Linked DNA regions of Homo sapiens: region 1 is linked to region 2. Evidence: chromatin loops called from intact Hi-C (ENCODE). Cell type or tissue: endothelial cell of umbilical vein. All regions are shown on one strand. Links, peaks and the distances in the headings refer to the core of each region. The heading gives the core; the rest is flanking DNA.

Region 1 (8,827 bases), core at 529-8,528, 170 kb after region 2:
TCAAACTCACCTGGTTTGCTATTAAGAATTTGTTACTGTTCAATGGGTTCACCTTGCCCACTGCTTAGACAGAGCTGATTTGTTAGGGTAGGGGAATTGCAATCAGGAAACAGTAATTGACTCACAGCCGGCTGTGTGGGTGATCAGAGTTTTGTTATTACTTGAATCAGTCTCCCCGAGCATTCAGAAATCAGAATGTTTAAAGATAATTTGGCAGGTAAGGGCTAGGGAAGTAGGGAGTGCTGATTAGTTAGGTGGGAGATGGAATCATAGGGTGTCAAAGTGAGGTTTTCTTGCTGTCTTCTCTTCCTGGGTGCTATGGCAGCCTGGTTGAGTTAGATTATGGGTCGGGGTGGTGTCAGCTGATCCACTGAGTGCAGTGTCTGAAAAATATCTTAAGTGCTGATCTTAGGTTTCACAATAGTGATATTATCCCCAGAGCATGTTGGGGACGTTCAGACTCTAGGAGCCAGAGGTTGCATGACCCTTAAATTGTAATTTTTAATCTTGTAGCTAATTTGTTAGTCCTGTAAAGGCAGACTGGACCCCAGGCAAGAAGGGGTCTTTTTGGGAAAGGACTGTAATCAATTTTGTTTCAGAGTCAGACCATGAACTGAATTCCTTCCCAAAGTTAGTTCAGCCTATGCCCAGGAATGAAGAAGGACAGCTTAAGTGTTAGAAGCAAGATGGAGTTGGTTAGGTCTGATTTCTTTCACTGTCATAATTTCCTCAGTTGCAATATTACAAAGGCGGTTTCAATCCCTTCCTTTGGGTTTTATAACAGCTTAATCTTAAGATGTAGGCTATGAAGATGGGAAAAGGCTGTTGATCACACTGGCTTCCATCTGCTGACAGGGGACATAGTGGAAATTGGAGTGAACCCCAAGGTGAGAAGACTGGAACTGCTTTGCAACTGCCAGACCATACTTATGCAGGCCTGGCTGGGCTTCCAATGCTTACATGGCAAAAACATTAGTATTGTCCTTGTAGGTTTCCTACAGTATTCAAGAGAACAGCCTCCTGTAAGGTATAAAACAAATCCTAGGATAAGGAGTACAATTCTCAATTTTAAAAGGAAAGATTCTAAAAAGAATTTTAAAAGGAAAGATTTGAAAGCACTAGTTTAGAGACTTCTAATCCACAAATATTTTGGGATTTATTCCAAATTGCAGAAAAAAAAAACTCAAGGACAGCTAACAACAGGTGTATTATAGATTTTCTTTCAAAGCATAATTTTTCTCTTTCCAGACTCATTTTTATTAAGAACAAATTATGATAGAAATAATTTGTTTACAAAAATAAGCTTTAGTCTTACTGTACTTGACCTGATTATTTGCATAAGGTGCAACAGATAATTATTTTTCAGTTAGGCTGTTTTTTGTTTAAATTGGCTTTGATGGAACTCTGTTCCATGAGCAATCTCAGGTAAGACTTTTCAAGAGCCGAGTCCAGCCATGCGTTCGTACACTCAAATACCTATGAGTTGGGTAAATTCCTCTCCTCTCAAGGTCCCAAGATAAATTGGAGCTCCTGAACCTGTTAGACAGTGATATTCTTCACTTACCAGAGATCAAGAAACTTGTACAAGGACTCTGTGTAGACAAGGTATGAAGCCAGATTCCCCAAGGGATTTCATTGTTTCTATGAGTCAACTTCGATTCTTTAAAAGAAGCACAGCATTCCAGTCAAAGCCTTGATAAAACAACCAATTTCTCCGATTGTGTCCTGTTACAAAAAAAGAAAAAAAAAAAAAATCTTATTGCACTTATGCAATTAACTATGCTCCCATAAATTGTGAATACTTACAAATAGCTTCCAAATTCTGGAGAAATCAGATAGAGAGAAACAAAGATGGTTCAAAATTTTTTCACCAGAGCATATTTTACTCACTTGTTAAAAGTTGCAAATAGCTCTAAAGAAATAAGTTATCTTGACTCTGAAAACAAAAGGATTAGTGATATTTAACATATAAGGTCTTCATGAGAGTCCTAGAAGTTTCATTTTTTCCTCCATTCCAATAGCACAATTTTTAAAGTTATCTGACACCTGCATTCAAAGTCCTATATCTGATTATAAACTGCCATTTGAAAAGGACCAAAGCAAGACAAAATATCTGTTGATGACAAAAGCCTATAGACACTATTAAAGTTATAATTGACTAGGAATTTGGCTTACTTCTGTGGCATCCCACAATTTTACATAACAATGATAATTACTAATAATGTACACTAAATAATATCAGAATTACAGAAGTTTATATAAATACACAGACAGAAAACTCCGGGCTTGTAAGATTTTTCATTTGCCAGCTTTAAATTGGATTACTAGCTTCAGGGTGGAGCCCTTGGAGGAACAGGGTCAGGAAAGCATGCATTTTTTTCTGAGCTAAATAAGCAGCCACAGCTGAAGGGAAAGACAGATCTCCAGAATTAAGGGTGTCATTTTATACTGGATGCTTGATCCCCAAAAGGAGGAAAATACTACCAGAGAAGACAGTGTGGTGCTTCTACCCTGCATTTTGTTGCAAGGCAACCTAAAGCCAATCAGCCCATTTTGAAATCAGCCCATCCCCCATGGGAATCTCATCTCTCAGTCAAGGGTAAGGATGTTTCCATATCTTCCAGGTGTCCAAGTGCATGTTTCTCTAATCCAAGTGTGCAAAGAGCCAAGTATGCCTCCAAAAATACTCTTGGCCATCCATTAAATATATTTCCTACCTAGTTATTACATACCAAAGCTCTCTCATAATGCAAAGTAATTTCTGATCCCCCCAAAACTCAAACTGTCAGATAACACAATGCAAAACAGAATAGAGCCTTTGATTTTGATAGGGATCTATCTACTGTTAATTCCTGGGGTTTCGGGAAGAAAACAGAGCGGTTTCTTTTTGTTTGCTTTTTGTTGTTGTTTTTTTTCCAAAACGAGGTCTATGGTGCCTCCTCTGTTTTTCCCAAGGAGTCGCAGGCTACCAGAAGTTATTTTAGGGCCTCTCATGTGTGCATTAAAAGTGGCAAGACAAAAAATGGAAAAAAATAATTCAGTTGACTAAGAAGAAAAAAACTCCCCCCTCAGATAAGTAGTGATTGAATTTCTATCAATATACGTTAGTTTTTTTCTAATTTAGAACTTTATATAATTGGAATCCCAGGGTATGTGTTCCCTCCTATATGGCTTCATTCACTCATAATGAATGCAGCAGTTTTTTCATTCATATTATTACATATCTTAGTAATATTTCCCTTTTATGACTGAACAGCATTTCAGTGTATGTATATAGCACAAATTATTTACTTATGCTCCTGAATTGGTTATTGAGTTGTTTCCAGTTTTTGACATCTCCATTTTTGAGGAACAGTGGGCCCTTGCAATCTAGTTGCTCAATGTTTAGCTTCCCAGGACATGAGACTCAAGGCTTATGGTTCTACATCCCCAGATATATGGTCTAGTCATGATTTCTGTGTCCTGGATGCCGCTTTGGCATGCTTCAACTCAGTGGTTCCTGGCTCTATCTGGGGAAGAAACCTTCACGTGAAAGTTAGCAGAAAAAATAAATTAATCAGTAAATAAATTTAAAAGCAAATGATTGGAAGAGAAGTAATTTACAGGCAATTTCTGCTTTCTTTCATGCTACAAATCCTCCCAGTGGCAAGGAGCACAAGATTGTGCTGCAAATGGATTAAGTCATTGCCAAAGTAAAGATAAAACTTTGCCTGATTTTCTCACCCCAGAAAGTTTTTCATGCCCATTGTACTCAATTTCCTGCCACTTCCTCCTAAGATAAGTAGTGATTAAATTTTTACCACTATACATTAGTTATTTCTAATATAAACCTTATTTAATTGGAATCACAGGATATATGTTCCTTTGTATATGGCTTCTTTCACTCATCATGAAATCATAATGTTGTCATCCATGTTACTGCATAAATTAGTATTTTTTTCTTTTGTGACTGAATAGTATTTCAGTGTATGTGTATAGCACAAATTGTTTACTTATGCTCCTGAATTGGATATTGAATTGTTGCCAGTTTATGACATCTTCATTTTTGAGGAAACAGTGAGACCTTGCAATCTAGTGGCTCAATGTTTAGCTTCCCAGGACAAAAGACTCATGGCTCATGGTTCTACATCCCCAGATACATGGTCTAGTCATGGCTTCTGTGTCCTGGATGCCATTTTGTCATACTTTAACTCACTGATTCATGGCTCTGCCTGGGGGCGAAAACTATGTGTGAAATCCTTAAGTTAATAGAGAAAATAAAAGAATCTGTACATAAATGTAAAAGTAAATGAATGGAAGAGAAGTGATGCACAGGTAATTTCTGCTTTCTTCCATGCTCCAAATCCTCCCACTGTCAAGGAGCTCAAGATTTTGCTGCAATCTGACTAGGTCATTGACAAAGTAAAGATAAAAAAAAAATCATGAGAAAGCCCCTTGGGTTAAAAGCCACATCATTTTCCTTCTACACAGTGCATTCTAGTCTAACCTAAACACGTTTAACTCATCGCTTAGAGCACAGGAAGTAACATTGGTGGCCCACATGTCAAAAGGTGGATGTTTTTGTGACTCCTGGTCCTTATTCTCCAAAGATAACAAGGTAATGACACAAGAAAGTTTTTGTTAAAGAAATTGATAAATGTAAAGTACTGTCTGCATTTTTTTTATTAGTCCAACTTGCATCAAAGAGGTTCATAAAATAAATTGGCCTCATTGAGTTTATTTCTGGAATTATCAATTGAACATGTGCTTGCAAAGACAGAGACCTCTTCTGGCCTTCTCTGGCTTCTCATTCTACAGTTTTCATGAGTCCTAAAACATTTTGTCTCCCATTTCTCCAATTAATTTCTTATTCTTCTCATCACTTGCCATATTTGCACATTCTGAATATTCCAGTTACATACTACATACCAGGCTTCATGTTTGTCTTCCCCTCTTGTATGTGAGAGCAAGGGGGAAATGACCATGATATGTTTTGACTGAACCCCTGGCTCCTAGAACCATATCGTCCATATATATTTGTTGAGTGAATGACTAGATGCACTGCTTGAAGAGTCTAACGAAAGATAAACTTAGCTGGATAATCTGCAAATAATTATCCTTGATTTTTCTAATGTAAAATATTTGTATTAATTATAGTAATATCACTCATTATCTGCTTACCATTTGCCAGGCAATGTTGCATGCATTTTGGACATTTTGTCTCACTTAATGCTCAATGTGTAGGTATGTACTATTATTAAAATTATTTCACAGGCAGAGGAACCAATGCATAGGGAAGTTCAATTTCTTGCCCAAGAAATGAAGTTTAAGATGCTAAGTTCAACATTCTGAGTCCAGAGCCTGTGCTCCAGGCCTCTATGAGGTAATGTTCCTCAAAAGAAAGCCATCCAGGATGGGTGGGTGGCTCACAGCTGTAATCCCAGCAGTTTGGGAGGCCAACGTGGGTGAATTGCTTGAGTGCAGAATATCAAAAACAGCCTAGGAAACATAGGGAGACCTTGTCTTTACAAACATAAAAATATTATCCAGCCGTGGTAGCATGTGCTTGTGTTCCCAGCTACTTGGGAGGCAGAGCTGAGAGGGTCATCTGAGCCTAGGGAGGTGGAGGCTGCTGTGAGCCCTGTTAGTGCCACTGCACTCCAGCCTGTGTGACAGAATAAAATTCTGTATCAGAAAAAAAAATCTGAAAAGGAAGGACATTAAATAGGAAAAGCTTTAATTTTTGTGAAAAATGTGTTCATTTCTTGAAGTAAAATTGCTTCACAGGGACATACATTTCCCATGACTTTCCCTAGACTGTGAAATGGGCCCAGGAGAGTAGGGGTTCAAATTCTCTAAAGGTTGTGTTACTTTTCTCCATCAAGTTTTCTAATGAATGAGAAACTCTTCACTGTGTGAGTTTAATTGTACACATACTTTGTCATTCTTGTCTTATTCTCCAAGCCGCATTCCCCTCTTACCCTGACTTGTTCCAAAAGCTGGTGAAGAAAATTTCCCAAAGATACACTCTCTGTTGCAGTCTACAGTTCAGGAATGTGATTCTCACTCTATTAAAAATATGAAAAAATAAAAAAAAAGACATGCGTATGCATGTGCAGTGGTTGTTTCCCAATAAGTGTACACGCCCTGCCAAAAAGGTATAAAAGGAAGGTGAAAAGAAAGGTGAAGCATGCTTTCAGTTTCAGCTCACACAAGAAGGGAGGAGAGAAAAGCATGGCCGGTGAGTCTTTTACTGTCCCAAAAACAGGTCCCTGGGAGGAAAGAGTTGTGGAAGGCGCTGGCTCTTTTGGAAGCTATAATTAGTATCTGTGGAAGTTTACTTGAGCAGAAGTGAGGGAGAGGGAGGAGAGGGAGGAGAGAAGAAACTAGTTGACTCTTTCAGTCTTTAGAAAGGAAAGGCAAGCCCAGAAAGGAACTGAGGCTTTAGGAGCAGCCTGCTGTCATTTTGCAATCTTATTTAAACTCTTACATCTTGTAAGTGTGGCAGAGGCTACAGAATTGGCACAGGAGGAGTACTAGCAGCAGTGGTTCCTAAATGAAATGGGCTATTTCTGCTTCATTACTTTATTATTCTGAGTTAAATAAACATGGGACATAAGAGGATGATCTCTGCTTTCCAGGGACTGATGTGGAAATGGTAAACTCAGTCTTCAGTCCACTCCATGCACATGTATGGAGACTACTGAGGGAAACAAGAAGGACAGCGATAAAGTAAGAGGAGGGATAACCCAACTGTGAGGAGGGGGACATTTCACTGATGAAATCTAAATGAGGTCACTTTCTGTTGATGACATGAGAAGAATATGAGGCTGTGTTCATGATGTGAGACATCCTTGTGCTCCAAACAGACATGATCCTCCTGAAGAAGAGACGGCTGCTTATCAATTCATTGGGTGAAGGTACAATAAATGGCTTACTGGATGAATTATTGGAGACAAATGTGCTGAGCCAGGAAGACACAGAGATAGTAAAATGTGAAAATGTTACAGTTATCGATAAGGCCCGAGATTTGCTTGACTCTGTTATTCGGAAAGGGGCACGGGCATGTGAAATTTGCATCACATACATTTGTGAAGAAGACAGGTACCTGGCAGGGACGCTGGGACTCTCAGCAGGTAAGGGTCAGTGACTCACACTCAAGTTCACCTAGGGCCTGTCATTGTGACTACCATGTGATGTCTTTACTAGCCATGTTAAGTTGCAGAAAACTTCCTTCTCTCTGGCTTTGGGCAATATTTCTGTAGCAGGGGCCCTATTGCATATCCCTTGACTCTCCTTCGTTTCTGTTCCTTCATCCTCAGTGGCCCTCTTCTGATTAAAGCTCATTTCCTGTTCTGAGTACATGGTAGCTAATTTCCTGAAGCTCTTGAGAACTATCTAAAAATCTTCACACTATATGTTCCACTGTTCCTGGTGAGGCACAATATTTATTGATTGATTTAGTATTTTTGAGTCCAGGCTGTACCCAGGCACTTATGTAGTTGTCTGACATGAAGTTTTAAGTCTGTAATTAACTACATTTTGTACTTCTCTCCAAAATTTTGCCCTCCAAGAAGAATAAATTATATTTCAAAAGTGGCGATATACTCAGAGAATACACTGAATGATTATAGAAAAGTAAGGATTTCAAGTTGGCTTTTTCCTCCCGTTGCCTCCTTGCATTTTCTTTTGAGTAAGATCACCCACTTGCCTGTTATCAGGCTGTGGATCATGCTGTGAGCCCTGGACTGCCTCCATTTGTGGCCACCTTGTGACCTGATACAGTGCACAGGAAATGAGTTGGCCCATTCCTGTGATCCCTTGGACCTACCCCATGGTGAGGATGAGAGTTCTGGTGGACTCCTAGTTACTGGTCTCTGTGGTACTTTCCAATGCCACTTCAGAGGCAGATGTTCTTTCAAAGTAAAAGGCTTTTTAAAAAAAAAAAAAAAAATTTTATTTTTCTAAGGGTTAGAGGAAGCTTATGCCTGTCTAAGCAGACATGGGATAAGTTTATGTTTTCATCTATGTGTAATAAATATCATATTTTTCTGAAAACGTCTCTTTCATTTTATACCCCCCACCACTCTCTAAATTAAAGACCATCTTGAGCGTTATTTAATGTCGTTCAGTCAGGGTTGTGGGAGGAATCTTTAGTGGGGAGTGTTGTAGGCATCAGGGTAAAGTTTTCCAGAGATGATAAGTGACTATTTCAATGTCCTTCTTCTTTTTCTGCTCCATCATCTGGAAGTCACCTTACTACACAAGACTCTCAAGTAGTAATTCCTCCTAGGTAATGCTGTTTTTAAAGGAAGAGCATTCTTTGAACCCTGTTTTCTTTGACATTAATGTTGTAGAATGAACCACAGTTAAAGGGGCTATGGAGAATTCCCACAGAGTGATCATATAATTTTCTTTTTGTAATCTATTCTGCTTTTGTAGCAACTGTCAAAACAGCTTCACTATCTATGTTTATATTAAAAATTCGGAATCTGTGTCTCAAACCCTGATCACCCAAATAAGTACCAAACTTCATCATTTAAGCCTACTGAAATAGTCCCTCACATCTTCCAGAGACACCTTTATCTAAACAATATCAGAGCTGAACATGCCATTCTTCCACACCTTGCTTCTCTTCCAGTTTTGTGTAACTCGGTTGTTGGTGTCACCATCACTAGTTGTTCAAACCAAGCACTTGAAACTCATCTTGGCCCCTTTCCTTTCACGCATCTCCAATATTCAAGCCATGGCCAAGTTTTATGCATTCTTCTCCCAAATTTGGAACTGTGTCTGCATTTCTACTTCTATTTCATTAAAAAACCCCTATTCATCAAGGGCCCTCTTCTAT
Region 2 (8,827 bases), core at 493-8,492:
CCTCCCGGGTTCACGCTGTTCTCCTGCCTCAGCCTCCGGAGTAGCTGGGACTACAGGGGCCCGCCACCACGCCCGGCTAATTTTTTTGTATTTTTAGTAGAGACGGGGTTTCACCGTGTTAGCCAGGATGATCTCGATCTCCTGACCTTTTGATCCACCCGCCTCGGCCTCCAGAAGTGCTGGGATTACAGGCGTGAGCCACCGTGCCCGGCCACTGTAAACTATTTTTCTTTGAAACTTCTCTAAGCTACCTAATAACTAAATGGCAGATTTCTTGTGTAAGAGGCTATGACTGCTTGTAATTTTAGTTGAGTTCAGTTCAATTTCTATGATACTAGGCATTTTAATAAAAATAAATACCCCAGATTTCTTTTTCTATAGGATTCTAAATATGTGTATTTGAAGACTTCTTAATCATTTCCCCAAATTTTTTAAATTTTTTATTCTTATGTTTGTATTGAATAGTTAGAAATCTAATCAAACAGCTGATGGCATTTACAGCAGTGTAACACTGACTACGGTACTTAGAAGCTTGGATTCACAAGATCACACCCACACAAAACAACCATTTTTTTTTCTCATTATGTTTATTACCACCAGGTGATTAGTGATTCACTGAGTTAAGCTTTTCCCGTGTAAACTTTAAAGAGAAAAGTGAAAAAGAATTATGTGAGTTCAGTTTAAAAATTAAAGGTATGTATTAAATATAAAAATAAATGAGTATGAATATTAACATTAAATTAGTAGAAATGCTTAATAGGGTTTCTGGTGCTGAAGAGACCATGATAAATAAGATAAATATTTCTTGCTGTCAGAGAGGCTAACTTCTAAAATGGAGGGTGACAAACAAAATGATTAAATAAATAAATTGAACAATATCGTGTCGGATTGTGAAAAAGATTACAAAGCAAACAGTCAAGGTGATATGATAGGTGTGTTGGAAGTCAGGGGTCATTGGGTGGCACTTGACATACTCAGTAGGGGAAGGTGTTTTTGAGTAGGTAAACTGGAGTTAAGAACAAAGGGTGAGAAAGGGCCAGCCATGTGAAGAGCTGGGGAAAAGCCTTCAAAGTAGAGGGAACACTACGTGTGAAGAACTTGAGGTGGGGAAGAGTTTAGGTTTTTGATGGCCAGAAAGAAAATGAGTTTGCTTAGAGTCGATTGAGCCTGAGGAGAATCATACAAGATGCATTAGGAGAAGTAGGCACAGTCTACATGGCAAAACGCGTCATTAAAAAGAGTGTCAAACTCCTAAGTATACATTTAGTGTTTATTCCATCAAAAATCACAACTGACATTATTTGTAAAATTAGAGTATAGTTCTCATTTTGCATTAAGTAGAATTATTTATCTTGTCCTAGCAAATATTTGTTGTGCACTTACTATGTGCTAGACACTGTTTTGTGTTCCAGGAATAGAATAATAAACTAGAGAGACAGCAGCCTGCCCTCTTGGAAATTGCCTTTAATTCTCTTTCTTTGTTTATAGTGTTTTGAGTGCCAAAAGATGACAGCAGTATCTTCCAGGTTTCCCATTGCAGCTCTGTCCTGTTCCTGGTTCTAATTTTGCTGAAAAAAGCCTTGTATAGATTTCACTAATCCTAGAAATTAACGGCTTCTGTACCCTCACAGAAAAAAAAAAAAAGCTTTCCTCTTGTGAAGTCAAATTTTGATTTTATAACGACATAATTTCTTACTCTCTAAGAGACGACAGAAAATGATAGAATATGAAGCTGTTAATTGAGTTGACATCTGAAATGGGATTACTTATGATGATAGCTATCCCCGAAAGTGGACTTCCATTCTCTTTGTAGAGGGGAAGGCATTCATTAATTCCTTGGTGTTACTTAATATGAATGTTTATATGATGCAGAAGAATAATGACTCAGACTTCTTAAATAATCCAGCATTTTCTACCTTCCAAATAAATTGAAAAAAAAGTCAGAAAATAGTTGTAAAATATAGACATGGTAGTTTATAATTTTAGAGCCGTTTCTATAGACACTTCTCACTGAATGAGTTTTTTAAATGACATTTTTATCTCCACATTATATTTAATTTAAATACTACTAGAAGTAGTTAAACTTATATTTAAATATTACGGTTATATTTAAATACTACTGGAAGTCTCAAATTGAGCTAATGTTGACAGTAATATTTCGATTGTAAAACCAGTTTGATGAACAAGTGTGTTATGAAAATTCGAAAGGGCTATAGATTGAGAGGTTTTCTTTTTTTTGTTTTGTTTTGTTTGTTTATTTCTGATTGACACATAATAATTTTACATATGTATAAATTGCAATGACCAAAGGTATCCATAATATATAGTATACCACAAAATAGCTAGAAGAGTATTTTGAATGTTCTCACCACAAAGAAATAATAAATGTTTGTGATGATGAATATGCTAATTATACTAATTTGATTATACATTGTATACATGTATTAAGATATTATTTTCAAGAGCTCACAGTACTAAAACCCTGTGGGAATGCAAGAAAAGTGACTTGAGAAATGATAATTACAGAATGACAGTTGACAATTTAACTATAAATAAATAAGTACAAAAATGAAATTGTAATGGGCTTCATGGGTAAAACAATAAAGGGCTATGACCTTTATACAGGAAATGTAAAACTTTACTGAGAAGTTTTCTTTAAAGTACATCACTTTAACTGCCCTCAAAGAGTTTAAGCAAGGTCTGTTATTTTGTTTATCGTTCTAGGTGTAAAGTGAAATAACTTTGATTTAGAGAGTCTGTACTGGGAGAATTTTCATATATATGAAACTTAACTTCGGAAAAGTCAAATATGATGCACTAAATGACTCCAAGTGTAACTCGTAGGAGGAATTTCTCAAATAACTTTAAGTATGATTTATACGTATCATATATATTTGTTTCATAATAGTGTTCATTTTATTTGTTTCTTCATTCCCTGTGGTTATAAAGGGAGATATGAGGTCACAGTGGGTCAAGCGTTTTATAGATGATTTGACAACAACTGTTCAATACCAGGAAAATAAACAGAAGTTGAAATCGTACATGTATTCATAATTAAAGTCATACTTCAGCAAGCTGGCTTTAAATATACAACATATAATTCTTTTAAATCAGACTCTCTGAATCCATGACCGCCATGTCTTCATGAAGCTGTCCTTCCTCAATCCCCATCTGTTTTAAGGGTTCCACCCATGTTCTTCCTTAGCACCCTGAGTATTTACTCTATTTACCTATTTGTCATGCTAAATTATGGCATAATAAATAAGGCAACCAATTCTTGATGTCTTATTATGTTCTAGTGCTGGGCTAAGTAAAATACTATATATACCATATTATTAAATCCCTAAGACAAACAAATATCTGCGTTAGATTTTATTATCTCCATTGTATACCAAATGAAACCTTCTTTGAGAAATTAAGAATCTTGTACAAGGTCACATGGCTAGGAAATTCTGAAAATGGGATTAAACATGGGATTAAATCCCATGTCGGATCGGTTTTACTTTAAAGCCTCCTACTTCCATTTATTTGTCTACCTTTCTATTATATTGCAAATTTTTACGAGGTCAAAGGACTTAGACTTTTATCAGAGAAATTTCTGCCACTGTCCCTGAAAGATGAAAAAAAAAGTGTAAAGACCAGCAATTAGAATTTTAAAAAATCTATTCCAGTGATTCTGCACTCTTAGAAATAGACGACACCTTCCTTGCAGTCTTATATTCAAGGAAGCTAATTTTCCTTATCTATTTGAAAACTAAAGACACTGATATGCCACAGTGAATATAAGATAAGAATGCCACAGACTTTATAATTAGCATCCATTCTTCACAGAGGATAAGCAGGATTAAAGTCTAGTTAACAAAATGAATTATATTTCCTGAATGCTTGTAATTTAAATCTATGTGGTTGAGTTGTTTTTACAAGAAGCAAGAAGCAAGTAGGTAACTCCACAGGCAGCTGGTAGAAGGCACCGAAGCTAGATCTATACAACTACATGCCCTTGGGTGTTTTAACCAAACTCTTCAGCTAACCTCTTGGATTACACTATTTTAAACAGATCAAGGCAGTGGGAACTGTACATTTGGAAGAAATAATTGCTATCTAAACTATACATGGTTGGACTGCATTCATTCAGGCTTTGTGGAACATTTATTTGTGCACATTTTAGCAAGTTGCTCAACTTTCTGTGATTTATTGTTTTCACTTACTGAATGGGTGTAGAGTAATAACTATGGTCATCTTAGAAGTTTATCTGCATTAAGTAAACCTCCTACCAACACGGTAAGGTAGCGACTAATTATTTTTCTCATTTTACAAATGAAAAAAAGAGGTACAGTGAAATAAAGTAGTATCGAACGTGACAGACCTCATAAACAATGGAGTTTGGAACCAATGCCAGTTTACCAGACAAGGTATGCTTAACTACCACAGACAGCCACCATAATTACACTATTTCAAAGGTTTCTGTGGGATAAAAAAGTAGTTTCCAAGAAATACTGATGTCTGGCTTCCAACCCCTGTGCATTCTGTTTCATTGGTATGAAGTGTAACTCAGGCTTTGGGATTTTTCAAAGCTCCCCAGGTGATTTTCAGGTTCAAAGTTTGAACCCAATGGTATAAACACTTTAGCAGAGAGCATGACACACAAAGTGAAGGTGATAAATATCATCTCTATTAATACTCCTATTATTATTAATGGTATCATTAGAAACTGGTATGAAAGCAAAACAGGTGAATTATTTTTTAAATGACAAAATATAAGGCAAGGACAAAACAAAATGAAACAACAAATTAAGTGGTATGTGGCCACCATCTTTTCCTGTTAAAAAGATAAATTTTAAAATTGCTTTGTGTAAAAGATAAACTAAAGAAAAGTGGATGCTGACAAAATAAACCAATGAAACAGTAATAGACCTGAAACTTGGCTTTTAGTTGAGTTCTACTGGATTCTGTTTTCTGGTTTGAGTCAGAGAAAATCCACTTTGGAGCTTCCCATTTAGCTGGCTATACAGGGACAAAGCCTAAAATATTTATCAGGAATACAACCATTTCTCACATGGTTCATATTTTTCATGAGATTTTGAAGTTTTCTGTAGTGATTACTGAGTCACTTATAGCTTTGCACAGAAGAAAATTTGCATTCAAGGAGCTCAGGCAATATTCAGCAGTTTCCTATCATTATAACTGTCTATAATATTTCTAAACTGTCCCACCTGTAGAAATGGATATAGACTTTTTTGATCTCTCAATATTTATTTCAGCCTTATGATTCTGTTGATAAGATTATACATTAGCAAAACCTAATGCTTAGAATGAATATACAACTGAGGTACTAGACACAATTTCAAGTTACAGTGAGTTTCTCTCTGTCTCTAGTTTTTCATCCTTCAGCTGTGGCTTGCTTTAGGCAAAGGACATGTGGTTACTAATTTTAGTTTGTCATTACTTGAGTTTCCTAAGGTCAGCTAGCTGTGGTGACTGGAAGGAAATGCATGCGTGCGTGAGTGTATTAGTCAGAACAAGGGAATTATTTTTACATCAATCTGCAGCCTTTGTTTACTTGTCCTAGGGATGACGTAAAAATATTTTCATACAATCTATTAAATTTAACTTACTTTTACATTTAATGTTTCAAAACTCTGTACATAAAGTAAAAATAATATTGACAGTTTTTACTGTGAAGAAAGAGTGAAAACATTAATATATTTTGCCTTTTTCCCTCTCTCTCTGAGTCCCTATGACAGCTGAAGGGTATATCTAGCCTAATGCTGAAGCTACTGAATTTATTTTCAGGATATTTTAATGCTGTCAGAATATATACAACTACAAAAATACAACTAACTCTATTATCGTAAGTACCATGATTGACATTTCTGTCCACAAAAAGGTACATTATGTGTCCATAATGTATTAGACAGAACAAATCTATAAATTTCCTATGCAATTTTGTCATGAACAATATATGACCTAAAAACTAGGTTTCTTCAATTTGTTACAGTAAATGGATTCTAGCAAATCAGAATTTTCAGAGCATGAATATAATCAATTCTAGCTTAGCTATTCTGGTTTAGAAAAGTCAGCTCAATTATTTCCAGTCTTTTAGACATCTCCTAACAAGAGAGCATTTGGTTATTTAAACAGCATCACAATAAATTGTGTATATTATATTACCTGGAAAGTATATTTTTAATATCTGATTCTATACACACATATATAGAGTCAGATATACCATACAAAATAATTTAATTTTCCATATGCAGAAGAAGCACATCAGTAGAAAAGCCAATGATATTTTGCTCTTTTACATGTTATGTACATGTTACGAAAAATAACTTTCTCCTTTGAATTCATTGTTAGGACTTTGTACAGTGCTGCCAATTACTTTCAAATGTGAGAGAGGATATATATCTAGTTGGAATTCAACTGTAATTTAGCCTATAAAATACGATCTTACAAATAAACATTAATTGTTGCTGTTTCCACCAGGCTGTAGTTTTCTAAACCATTAATTGACTTCCTAGTCACCAATTGATTTTTGTGATTTACAAAATTAAAAATAGGCCAGGTGTGGTGGCTCATGCCTGAAATCCCAGCACTTTGGGAGGCCAAAGCAAGAGGTTTGCTTGAGGCCAGGACTTGGAGACCAGCCTGGACAATGTAGTGAGATCGCATCTGTACAAAAAATACGAAAATTAGCCTGGTGCTGTGGCTCATGCCTGTAGTCCCAGCTACTTCGGGAGATTGAGGTGGGAGGATTGCTTGAGCCCTGGAGTTGGAGATTACATTGAGCCATGATCCTGCAACTGCACTCCAGTCTGGGAGACAGAGTGAGACTCTATCTCTAATGAATGAATGAATGAACAAATGAATAAAAATTTACAATGAATAAAGTAGTAGCATATTTTTCCTTATGTTCTGTGTTTACAGAGTCTGATCTTTAATTTGCCAAGTTTGATCTATATTTATATTAAAATGACTTTTCTTTCTACCAAAGAAAATCTAGCAGAACAATCTTAAAGAGACTCTACCAATTACGAAATAAGTTTTAGTCATTATTCTAAGAGTGATTTGCTATTTGACCTAGCAAGAACATTAGTAATTCTGGTAGAACGTGGTTCTGATAATCTTCAAGAAGACATAGATGGCCCATTTGTCTTCATGCTTTTCCCTAGCTCAAAGTACCTGGGGTCCGTTCCTGAGTGCTGTCAGCCTATCTCACTTTCCTTTATATACTATGCACTTAATCTCAGGCCATGTACCAATGGTAACTGCTATGCTTGCTGACCTCTACAGTGGGAAATTACCAAGTCGGAACCTCTTTCAATTCCCAAAAGCTCTCCTTGTTTTCTTAGTCATTCTAGTATTATCTCACATCAGTGGATTTACTCCTTCAGGAACATGCATATAGGAACCGCCAACCAAAGAGAGGCATTTCACTAGGCACATGAAGAAAGGGGATATTAAAAGTGAAACAACCATATTGGATCAATCACCTGAAACTTTTATTTTAAAGGTCAAATAAGTGTTGAGGAAATTGGGATAGTCTTGGAAGGGCTAGGAAAGAAAATTAAGGGTACACACAGAACCTTTCCAGAGTAGGACGTATTTTATAGGAGAGTTAGTTTTGTTCAAGTGTAGCATAAATTGGAAGCCACCTTGACCCCCAACTATTTAGCAAAATGGCTGGGCTTTGGGAATATTGGCTGAGCATGTATGTGTCAAGCAAAAAAGACACAAACTGAGAGACCAGGTATGAGAAAACATGATGTATTGTACTGACATCTAGGTAAACCAAATCATTTTATCAATGTACAAGCATCTATAGAAAGTGTAGTATCTGTTTTTAACAGAGACATCAAGTAGCAGTGACTAAAACAACTGTCTCATTGTGGCCTCCAGTCCACTCTTAACCAAATACAGATGTGTCCCCAGCTCCCTTCTCTTCCATCCCTATCTACACAGTACATATTCCCAGTGGTCCACCATCACAACCATTTGCTTGTCAATACCTCCAAATCCCTTTCTTTTTTCTACATCCATCGGAGTCACAGGGAATGGCTGTAGGTATATTATCTCACAAACTTGCTTATGGTATCCACTTGAGTTATTTTTTAAAATACTTTTTTTGTTATTTTAATTGATGAATCATAATTATATACATTTATTGCATACAATGTGATGTTTTATCTTGATATCTATACATGCAGTATAGAATAAACAAATCAAGCTAATTAACATATCTTACCTTTCTGGTCATTTTTTTTTGTGGCAAGATATTTGAATTTTATTCTCTTGGTTACTTTGAAATACACAATACATTATTATTGGGAACTCAATACTTCCTAACAATTCTACTATTTCTTTAGTGTGTTTACTCTCTTCCCTTTTGGAAACAACTGTTTTATACCTAGTTTTATTTCGTCAAACCAGTAGCATGGTATCCCAATTCATTCTGGCCTGAAAACCTAATCTTACACTTCATTGATAAAATGGAAGTTAATGGAAACAAACAAAACAACAACAACAACAACAAAAACGCTACCTCATCTTCTCTTCACCAAAGCCTGCACTTCTGTTAAGAGGAATGAAGCGTTCCTGCCCTATCATAGTGCAGTCCCTCTTCCTTCAGTTCTTGGCTTCATTTTTTTCTATCTCCTGGACTCACCCTTAACATGCATTCTTTTCTTCTGCATTTCAACAAATCCTGATCTACTTGATATTTTATGGTCATGTATAGACACATTCAGGAATTATTTTTCTTTAAAGTATTTCTCCCATAACCTCATTTCACCTTTCAGCTCCTACTCAATGTCTTGTCTCCCTTAGA

What was found. Hi-C counts contacts between places; a loop is a spot of excess contacts. Peaks named below come from ENCODE experiments on the same cell type or tissue, not always from the same donor. Only the 100,000 strongest peaks of a DNase experiment are listed, where the experiment ranks them.
Region 1: it touches region 2 in a loop (8-fold over the local background); 2 of 110 quality-filtered maps call a loop at or near these places.

What each region holds. Positions count from the first base shown.
Region 1 is chr11:105,068,892-105,077,718 of GRCh38, reverse strand. It overlaps LOC107984381 (a long non-coding RNA gene), which reads right to left. Exons shown (of 3, transcript XR_001748352.2): 3 at 1,565-1,725. It also overlaps the pseudogene CASP1P2. Among named protein-coding and RNA genes, the nearest start is that of CARD16, 28 kb to the right of the region's middle. In endothelial cell of umbilical vein, for the core only: no CTCF peak of the experiment used is centred there; a DNase peak (open chromatin) is centred at 4,008; H3K27ac peaks cover 1,237 bases.
Region 2 is chr11:105,241,279-105,250,105 of GRCh38, reverse strand. All of the region lies in intron 4 of LOC105369468 (a long non-coding RNA gene), which reads left to right. Among named protein-coding and RNA genes, the nearest start is that of CARD18, 110 kb to the right of the region's middle. In endothelial cell of umbilical vein, for the core only: no CTCF peak of the experiment used is centred there; a DNase peak (open chromatin) is centred at 5,485; H3K27ac peaks cover 2,302 bases.